Regions from separate parts of the Mus musculus genome. Here region 1 is linked to region 2. A link is a loop called in an ENCODE intact Hi-C map of the cell type or tissue named here. Cell type or tissue: gastrocnemius. All regions are shown on one strand. Each heading gives the region's core, and the rest is flanking DNA. Links, peaks and the distances in the headings are about the cores only. Region 1 has its middle 7.0 kb from the start of Spcs3. Region 2 overlaps Wdr17 (WD repeat domain 17).

The links. Hi-C counts contacts between places; a loop is a spot of excess contacts. Peaks named below come from ENCODE experiments on the same cell type or tissue, not always from the same donor. Only the 100,000 strongest peaks of a DNase experiment are listed, where the experiment ranks them.
Region 1: it touches region 2 in a loop (9-fold over the local background); 19 of 42 quality-filtered maps call a loop at or near these places.

Annotation. Positions count from the first base shown.
Region 1 is chr8:54,534,300-54,539,689 of GRCm38, forward strand. No RefSeq gene overlaps it. Among named protein-coding and RNA genes, the nearest start is that of Spcs3, 7.0 kb to the left of the region's middle. In gastrocnemius, for the core only: a CTCF peak has its summit at 3,181 (motif pointing right); no DNase peak of the experiment used is centred there.
Region 2 is chr8:54,658,351-54,663,740 of GRCm38, forward strand. It overlaps Wdr17 (WD repeat domain 17), which reads right to left. Exons shown (of 30, transcript NM_001372370.1): 14 at 4,499-4,701; 15 at 3,083-3,232; 16 at 2,866-2,996; 17 at 2,422-2,547; 18 at 1,234-1,389. Among named protein-coding and RNA genes, the nearest start is that of Spata4, 60 kb to the left of the region's middle. In gastrocnemius, for the core only: CTCF peaks have their summits at 1,520 (motif pointing right) and 2,547 (motif pointing left); a DNase peak (open chromatin) is centred at 2,534; H3K27ac peaks cover 257 bases.

The DNA.
Region 1 (5,390 bases), core at 81-5,080, 120 kb before region 2:
ATTATTATTATTATTATTATTATTATTATTATTATTATTCACTTTACATCCCAATATTCTCCCAGTACCCTCTTGAGTAGATATTCCCCTATTGCTTTCTCCTCTTCTCCTTTGAAAAGGGAGGGTCCCCATCTAGGTATCACCCTCTTAATCCACTCTTCCTACCCTTGAGCACATCAAGTCGATGCAAGACTAGGTACATCCTCTCCCATTGAGGCCAGACAATGCAGCCCATTTAGGGAAACAGAATCCAAAGGTAGGCAACTGAGTCAGGGACAGCCAGCCCCTGCTCCTGCTGTTGCTACTACCATTCTTATAAGTAAATGTAAGGGCTGTCTAGTTAGGGTTTTAGTGCTGTGAAGAGACCATGACCACTGAAACTCTCATAAAGGAAATCATTTAATCCACCCAGAGTGACACACTTCTTCCTACAAGGCCCCGCCTACTCCAACAAGGCCACCACCCCCTATAGTGCCACTTGCTCTGAGCCTATGAGGGCTATTTTCATTAAAACCACCACACGAGCCAATATTGTTTTATTAGTAACAAAGGTAATATTTTGATTGCCATTTTTAATTTATCTTCTTTATGTGGAAAAATAAAGATGTAAATCGAGCCCCTTCAAGACTTCATTATTTTGTTGCACTGACCAAAGATCATTGAGAAATAAGTGATCAAATATTTAACCCCGTGTGAGCGTTCCAAGCCTGAGCTTGGGCCTCAGACTGTCATGTGTGAAAAGATCATATAAACCTGTGCTTGAGCTGGCTTAACCTTTCACCACAGTAGGCACAGAATCTAAGCCTGGAGAATAGTTTATGATGCACAGAAATCTTTTCATTTATTTAATTTTTGAAGAAGAAAAGGAAGAAATACATGTCTCCATACCAATGCAATCGCTGCCTGATTTTTTTTTTAACAGTTTAATGGCATTTAAATTATTTTAATGAAAGGAACCCCTAGAGGCCAAAAGGATACATATCCACCAAAGTCATAGTGCCACACTGCTTGATGGTCTGTAAAGGATTTAATTATGCTTGCCAGCTCTTCACCACGGTTCAGTCGGTTTTTAATTGTGCCGACCTAATTTAAGTTGTTACACTCAAATACTGATCATTCTGTAGAGTCCAAAGGCTAGTGGCTGCTCTTGGTGAATGAAGATAGAAGAACTCATGTGAGGAGCTCTCAGCACACAGCACTTGGGTAGCGTCAAAAAGAGTGATGGCTTGAGCCACAGGCTATTGCTCATTGATCTTCATATTCATTTTCTTAGCTACGGATATCAACAGATGTTTCTATGGGGAGAACTGGAGCAGGATCTATTTGAAGCACAGGTCTTTCTATCCTAGATCTTTTAGATGTTAGGAGAAAAGAAAAGTCACTTTTATAATGCAAGACAGCTAATCACTTTGTTTATAGCAAACACTACTAAGATTCTAAACTTAAAATCAAAATGGCCGACATTCTACATTTAAGTATATGTTCTTGGTTGCACACTTGACTACATCTGGAATCAACTGAAACCTGAGCTTCTGGTCATTCGTATAAGGGGCTTTTTAAATCAGATCATTTGAATCAGAAAGGCCCTACCTAAGTCTTGGTGGCACCTTCTAGGGCAGTTAAGAAAAACAAATGACACGAAAGGAGAAAATCCTGCTTATTTTTCCTGCTTGCTTTCACATTCCCTGAAAGTTCATCTCTTTGTTATGGCTTCATGCCTTCACAGGTGTTAGAATCAGCTTCTTTGGGATTCTGAGGAGGCTGAGGAGAAGCTGCTCTCCAGGAGTCCTCCAGGGTCCTAGAGCCAGATTTAGACTGTGAAGACAGCCAGCCTCTGGGACTGAACAACTCATGAGTCTCAGCCTTTCTGGTGTGAGACGGCTGTTGTTGGACTTCCTGGGTCACATCCTGTAAGCCAGGCTAGTTAATCCTCATTCACTCTATTGCTTTTATTCCTTGAGGTACTAATACAAAATATAAGTTGAAGCTGTACTCTTAAGAAAAACTGAGTTTGTATGACGTAGTCAAAGAATCAAATATAAAGGTATTCAAAGAATAAGTAGTCCTAAAAGGGTCAAAATGACCATCAGAGTCATCGCCAGATTGTGAGTTAAATTTTAGTTCACGAGTTTATTGGAAGTGATTCTGTAAAGCTTCATTAATTTCAAAACTAGAGGTTATCTAAAAATAAAAAGTTAAAGTGAAATCTAGTAATTATTTTGTTAACTAGATGGTATTGCATGTACAGACTTGAGAAATACGTTTAATCAAAGTCCTTTAAAATGAATACATTTATAGAACACCATTGTCAAAATAAACAGACAAATAAATTAGTAAATGAAAACAAAAGCATATGCGTTGTTAAAACACAACATAAGGGGACTTGAAAGATGGCTCAGAAGTTAAAATCATTGGCTGCTCTCACAGAGGACTCAGATTTGGTTCCCAGAACCCACAACCAGGCAGCCCAGAACCACTTTTAACTCAAGTTTCATGGCATCTGGCTCCCTCCTCTGACCTTGTGGGTACCAGCACACACTCAGATATACACACTTACAAATAAAATACAAAAATGAATAAAACATAACATATAATTGTTGATATATATTTGTTTAAATACTCTAATGAGCATTTGGACTAGATGCTTTTAAAATTCTGAGCATTATGCAATTGCATTTTTAAATAAGCAAATAAAGTTTCATTTAAAGGCTATCAAGTTTATCTATGCCACTTCATTTTTATGATAAACTTTTAAAGCTTGCAAATTTAAGTTGTGCTTCTTACAGACATACTTTTTGGTGTGTTTTTAATTAAAGTTCTGTGTTTTTACGTAATAAATTTCAGCCATTTTCAACCCCCATTTTCCTCGTCCATCCTCCTCCCTCTCCCACTAGCATCCTTCTTCTCAATGAGTCTCCTCTTATTTTCATGTCTTCTGTTTGTGTGTAGCATGCTGTGTTTAAGTTCAGTTACTTGGCCAACCATGAGTGGAAGTTACCCAATGGGGCTACACCACTGAAGAAAGCACGATTCCCCCTGGCAACAAGCGTTAATTGCCTATGGTCTCTCTAGTAGGGGTAGACCTCATACCTCAAACCCACCAGTGATAAAATATTGATGGGCTCAAGCTTGTACAGCTAACAAAAATCCAGTGTGTTGATGAGTGTAATGACTACAGAATGTCCAGAAGGGGGAGATGTACAACCCAAGAATTTTATATTTTTGATGCATAGGCTATGCCTGCTTCAGACATATGAAACTGAGTTGTTTTCTAATCCAGAGAGTGAAGCTGCATGTTAGGTATGTGAACCTTCCCACTATTGCCAGACGGACTATATCAGACCTTTGATACACTGGTATGGCTATTGATGGTATGTTGCCTCAACTATTATTTCTCTTCCTATGATTATATGTTTACAATATACCTTTGCTGCTATAATTGAATACCATTTGCCAGGTAACTCATAAAAATGAAGAAAAATGTATTTCTTAGAGTTCTGGAAAGTGCAAGGTCAAGAGGCTGTTGAGTTGGGTGCTCCCCCCTGATATTCTTCCAAGGGGATGGACTCGGCTCCGTACAGGACAGACAGAAGAGCCAAAAAGACAAAACAAAATTTACTACCTTAAAACTCTTTATCAAGACATTAGGTCAACCCATGAGGATGATGCCCTCATAATCTAAATACCTCTCAAAAGCCCCATCTCCCAGTGCCACTTAATTGGTAATAAAATGTCAAATTAATGTTGGCAGACATTGAGACCATAGTTCAATATTGTGAATGAGTCCTATAGTCATCCTTTTGCCCTACTTTTGTTTGACAACGGTCTACATTTTAACCTTAAAGCTACTCAACAGTGAGTGAACAGTCAGGATATTTTCATAGACCTTGCATGTTCGATACGCTAAAGAAAACTTAAATTGTTGAGCTTTGGAACAACCTACCCAAACCTAAACTAGAGAAAACCACTTAATCTCCCTTCCCCTCTGTATAATATGGGTTAGGCACCTTGGTCACTGCATGTGGCTGTATCAGAAAAGCATCCTTTCCTCTGATTCCTAGGAAATGATCACAGTGAAGGGAGGGCATGATCCATGTGAATAATTTGAAAGGTAAAGATTCTACCTTGACTGATTACTGAACATGAGTTAGCTTTCTTTCCCTGGATAGCAATCGGATCTTGTCTGGTCAACACACAGTCCTGGTGGAAGTACTGCAGAATTGAGTTGTTTGAGTTTTCTAATGACTGATTAATTAACTTTTGGTCTCATAGGATTCTAGATAAGATGAAGATGACAACGATGTTGACAATGACAATGCATTGTGGAGAATGATTATCAAGTCTCATCACAGTGTCTCACATGGACCAAACTTAAAGCTAAACAGGTCTTTCTGGTTATCAAGATTACTTTTTTTTCTTTCTTTCTTTCTTTCTTTCTTTCTTTCTGGCTTTATATGTTTGTTTGTTTATTTATTTATTTATTTTTATATATGTGACAAGTACACTGTAGCTGTCTTCAGATACACAGCAGAAGAGGGCATCAGATCCCATTACAGATGGCTGTGAGCCACCATGTGGTTGCTGGGAATTGAACTCAGGACCTCTGGAAGAGCAGTCAGTGCTCTTAGCCACTGAGCCATCTCTCCATTCTATTATATCTAGTCTTTCATGGACAGAAAGTCTGAATATGAGTATAATTCAGAAGAAGTCATGATTGTAGTTGTAGTAAACCAAAAGAATTTTGTGGGAGCAGAATGGAGCATCACAAATGGGGACCGTGAAGGAGGTACACTTTTATTCTATAAAGTATAGGAAGTGAGAAATAAGACACATTAGGGATCATTACACATTTCTTTGTGTGTGTGTGTGTGTGTGTGTGTATGTGTGTGAGACATTTCTTTGTATGTGTGTGTGTGTGCTTTTGTGGTGTTTTGTTTTTTTAATGATACTTGAATATAGGGTTTCACTATGTATCTCAGGTTAGACTTGAACTTGTGAATTTTCTACCTTGGGTTCTCAGGTACCACTGTGCTTTCCTTTCTCTTGGTGATTTGCAACAGTTATTATTTCCTGTAGTTCAAGGCATAGATCTCAACTGGAAAACAGAGATTTATTTATCTTAAGATATACATTCTTATGTTATCATAAGTTACATAAAGATAGGAAATTTTTCTTCTTTGCCAGAAAATTACATCACTTTTCCAGTGAACTCTCTCACCTCACTGCAACCCCTGGCAAGCATTCTTTCAATTTCTTTAACATGGATGGATATTGCTAGCCTTCATATCATAAACTACTGCATAGCATCTGCTCTGTTTAACATATTTTGAAATCCTTATAGGCTTGTACATAGTGTATTTCTTGTATTGAGCCACTGTACTACACTGTTA
Region 2 (5,390 bases), core at 156-5,155:
TCCCCAAATTTGTCACCCTGTTCCACTTGTCACCCTGACTTTTAAGGCTCTGCTGAAAATTAAAATTTAACCAAATTATCACTATGAGAGGAGAAAAAATTTTAGTACTTTAAATACTTTTAAGTACCTTTTTAGTAATCCAGGGTATTTTATTATTTTGGTTCAATCTGCAATTCACTGTCTAACTATAAGTGAATCAAGAGTTATAAAAAAGAGGGCTAAGTTGCATTTTGATATTCTCTGACCAACTTCATGTTTAATTTTTACTAATGTTGTTTATATGTTTCTTTGTTTTCGATAGATTTTTATTTATGGGTCTATGTATGTAAGTGTTGACCACGTGACTGTGGGCGCCTATAGAAGCCAGAAGAAGGGGTCAGATCCCCTGGAGCTGGAGCTATGGATGGTTGTGAGCATGATGTAATCAAACTCGAGTGCTCTGGGAGAGAAGCAAGCATGCCAAGCCACTGAGCCCTCTCCAGGCCCTGTGTATGGGATCTTAATAAAAATGTCAGTAACCTAGAGGCTCTTAAAAAGGAATAAAGTTTTGTATTCTTGCCACCGTGCCTTTCATTTTGTTGTGATAGAGTAGTAACTTGTTCTCATCTAAACACATTTAAAAAAAAAAAAAGAAGGTAAAAGACAATGAACTTTCATAACCATGTAACCAGTTTCCAGGTCCAAGAACAGAAGCCCCTGCTGTCTCCATATTTCATTTCAGTCAGTACCCACCTGTCAAGCAAAGGCTATTTTCTAAATTGTTTTTATACATAGCACTCTAAGCTTTTGTGAAATCTGTGCTTGTTACTTTAGTCTTCTTTAGAAATTATGAAAGTCCCTGTCATGTGGTTGAATAAGTCTCATTGTGAGAAGGGGAAGAGATCCTGCTCTGAGCATGTGAGCCAGCACATGTACATTAAAGATCTGGGAAGCAATTTTCCAACTTCAGCGGAGATGAGAATATCCAGGATGGCTAATAAAAGCCGGTACGGGTGGCTGAGCCGCACACCAGAATTTATGATTTGTAGGTCTGACGTGGGACATAGGTGTTCCTAAGTGGGGCTCCTGTGTTAGTCCAGAGACCCCACTTTACTGTTTCTGTGGGGTGTACACCTGGCATGAACTTGGCAAAGAAGGAATTTTATGTGGCAGAGTTAACCTCTACATGGAATTACTCCTTCCCGTGTGGGCTGCTATGTTAGACACACTACTTTTCCTTGAATAGCACACTACCTCTCCAAGTTCGACCATGAGTTCACAGTATCTCTGTATTTGTCCTAATCTCAGGTGGATTTCAGCAGCTTCCTTCAGTTTTTTCTCCTTAGTAGGTGCGCCAACACCACCACCAAATTTAGACATCTTGATTGTCGTTAGTTCTTGGGCTTCTGACTGAAAAAAAAATATAAGTGTAGAAATGAGTAGAAGAACAGATAGTCTTAAAGCAGGCACTATTGACAGTTAAATGTTTGAATGGGATATGTCTTTTATAAGAATTTACTTGTTTAGTATACAGTATTCTGCATGCATGTATGCCTGCACACCAGAAGAGGGCACCAGATTTCATTTTAGATGGTCATGAGCCACTATCTGGTTGCTAGGTGAACTCAGGACCTCTGGAAGAGCAGCCAGTGGTCTTAACCTCTGAGTCATTTCTCCATCCTCTAAATGTGGTACTTTTTATCTGTAGGATATAATGTTTTGATCAGTTCATGGAATAAGCGGTTTGGAAGAGGTCTGTCTCATTGTCCCAGAATATCTACATTTACTTACATAATACATACATTTGAGAGAAAGAATAGGAGTCCCATTCTTATTCTTACTGTCCTTACCCTTTCTCAGTGTAGGTTATTTAGAATTCCAGAGGCCAACGGTGCTGGGATACAATTGGTTGGATATAGAAAAATGCTCTCCAATCTCCCATATTGTAAGTGTGCTTCTAAAATAATTGTCAGGCATTTCATTTGTGACTTAAGAATTCTCTTTTTATGAAGGTAATCATCGAATCTTAGTCTTAGTATTACTTTCTTGCTGTTTGAACTATTTATATTTTATTAAAATATATAAACTTTGCTTTTTTATTTTTTGCTCCCAGGGTTGAGTTTATTGTTGATGAAGTATATTCTCTTAGACATAAGGTAACCAAAAGTCACAAGAGTTCATAGACTATAATCACCCGAGGTCACAGGGTAAAGATAAAGCTTTTCATGGGGTCCAAATTCAACTTGCAGACTCATGGAATTCAATCTAATAGAATCCATGGCCACCTTAATCTCTTCTTAAATAATTCATATTTTCCAGTATTGGTCTCACTATTTTATCTTTTCTGTGTTTATTTCAGCCTACCAGCAATTTTCCTTTAGTAGATAAAACCCAGAAATTTTGGTTTGAGTATACCGCGCTTGTGCACTGTATAGAACTTACGGTTCTAAATTTGATCAGGTGTTTCAAATGCATCATTCCTTTGCAGTAGTTCTGAGGGAGCAAGCTGTCATCTTGTCCTTTAATCACGGACACCAAGTTCCACAAGTTGTCACTGCCACCTGGAGGCTGGAAGTAGGTACTGAGTAATCAAAAACAATGGCACAGAAAAGAAATTCTCCTAGTACTTTATGCCTTCAGGGGTATCATACCGTACAGTTCTCTGAATTAAAAAAAAAAAAAAAAGTAACAGCAATCTAAAAGCACATTCTCATTTATTTTCTTCTGGATTTAGATCTGCTCTCTAATATTGTACAGATAATGTTAAAATTCATATACTGAGCTGGGATGGTGAATGTAAGCAGGAAGCAGCTTAAAGAGAATAGTTGTGGTGACTCATGATGGCTAATGAGACGGCGTAAGAATTATAACTCCTATAATACTTACTGATAAACATTCTGAAAACAGTCTTAGCTTTTTCGCCCGAGGGTTGCACGTTAGTTTTTCTACTTCTTGTTTAATGTCTCTTGACACTTTGCCGCAGAGGAGAGGAGGACAGTCTTGACGTATCGCATTATCTGATGAAAAGAGACGGTTCGCTGAGGAACTTTACTCAGAAAATATTATTTAAAGATAAGATCAAGTACATGCACATATTCAATACCAGTGTTTCCGATAACTTCGTCCCAAGATCTGTCTGCCAGAATATTTATTTGTAAAGGGGTGATTAAAGGTATTAATGACCAGAGTCTCACTGTAGAATCTCGGGAGCAGGAAGCCATCGTGAAGGGACGACTTGGATGGCAAGTTAAACCTGGTGGGGAAAAAAAAACAAGCCTGTTTTAACCAAAATAAGCCCAGCAAATGCTTCTTTTAAAAAATATGTACCTTTTTATTAAACTATGACAAAATTGAAGTTATGAAGGAATGTGAGTAACTCAGAGGCTCTCTGAGCCCAGTTTCTACTTGTATCTAATTAATACAAGAAGGCAATACATTGCTTAGCGTATTCTGTAAATATAGCTAGAAATGTATGAATATAAGAAAACAAAATTTCATTTGCTTAGGCATGAAGTATATTGTAATTCCATTAGGGTTCATGAAATCTATGAATTAACAGATGAATAAATGAAAGTTCAGGTTTCAAAATGAAAAGACCTTTAACTTCAGACAACAGAAAATGTTGTGTGTGTATACACATACACACACAGACACACTCACATATATGTTTGTGTGTGTGCTATAGCTTTCCACCCCCCAACACTCCTTACTGCCCAGATTCAGATATATTCTTCTGTAGTGATTGTTTTATATGTACATATGTGTGTTTGTATACACATGTAGCCTACTGATGTTATTTTGTGTTGCCCATATATACACGTGTTTAGGGCTGACCATTAGAGATTGGATGACTGACTGTATATTCATCTTTGGAACAAAACCCTGATTCTCTTCCTCTCAGCAGTCAGCCTGCCTGCAGTTTTTCACCCAGGGACAGGCCTTTACAAGCTCAAATAGAAGACCTCTGAAGGAAAACACGCAGTTGTAAATGCATGGATTTGGTCCTTTTTCTCTAGGAAATGTCTACTTACCCCCTGCAAGGCTTAAGAATAACAGAAAATATAAACACAAATGGGCAATTTGCTTTCCATCACACGCTTAATTGAACTAACAATTGTTATATTCAAGAAACAAACATTGCCCGCGATCCCCCCAAATAAGATAATGGTCAGATAAGTTATATCAGCACGATTGTTAGTTTCATGATCTGGAGCAAGGGAACTGACAGGATCCAACCTGCATATATGGACCTGCCACACATACATGTAACAGAAGCTCAATTCCTGTAGAATGAGTTCCATATGCTAATTAACCCCCTCATCTGAACAATCCCTAGCGTCTTCTTTGGCTATGTTGCGGTGACTCTAACAGGTTTACAAAAAACAGACAGGTGTTTACTCCATTGTGGAAAAAAAATGTCATTTCAAAATAAAATACTGTGGCTTAAGAATATTGCATTGTTCAAAAAAATAAACATCATAATTACATCAAAATTACAAGTACATGGAAAAGAGTTTACCATAAACGTCTGCACCGTGATCATACACAGTATCTAGGCAAACTCCTCCTCGAGTATCCCACACTTTGATAGTATAGTCCCAGCTTCCAGAGATTAGTAGGTATGGAATCTCAGTATTCCACATTAACCCCCTCACAGGTGCAGTGTGTCCATTAAGAGTGCTTACGCAAGCATCTTGAGTATAATCCCAGATTCGAACAGAGCTGAAAGACAATTTTACGTCTAAATTATAACTTCTCCAAAATGTTAACATTGTGCCAATGGAACACAACTTTTTGTTTGTTTGTTTTATTTTTTTAGCATGTTTAAAAAGCATTTTTTATGGAGCTGGACAGACGGTACAGAGTTGTTAAAAGAGGTACTCTTCTAGAAGATACTGATTCATTTCCTAGCAACCACATGATGGCTCATTGCCACCTGTAACTCCCGCTGTATGTGATCTGATGCCCTCCTTGGGTATCAAACACGCACACAGTGCACAGATGCAAGCAAAGCACCCACTCATGGAAAACAATACAATTTAAAAAAAAAGTTTTATGTCTCATACATGTGAATTTTCTTACAGCAGACATAAAGGAGATCTATTAGGTCTATCTATTCCCAAATGTTTTTTCTTAACTTTTACTGATATTTTATTGCCGATAGAAAATATACAGGGGAACAGCAGGGCCAAGAAGTAGGAGTGGGTGGGTAGGGGAGCAGGGCAGGGGGAGGATATAGGGAACTTTCGGGATAGCATTTGCAATGTAAATAAAGAAAATATCTAATAAAAAAGAAAAGAAAAGAAAAGAAAAGAAAAGATAGTGTTTCAGAAAATTCAAATTTGTTTTTAGTATTTTTATGTATTTGTTTTGGGTTTTCCTTTGTTTTTAATTTTGCTTTGAGAGATAGA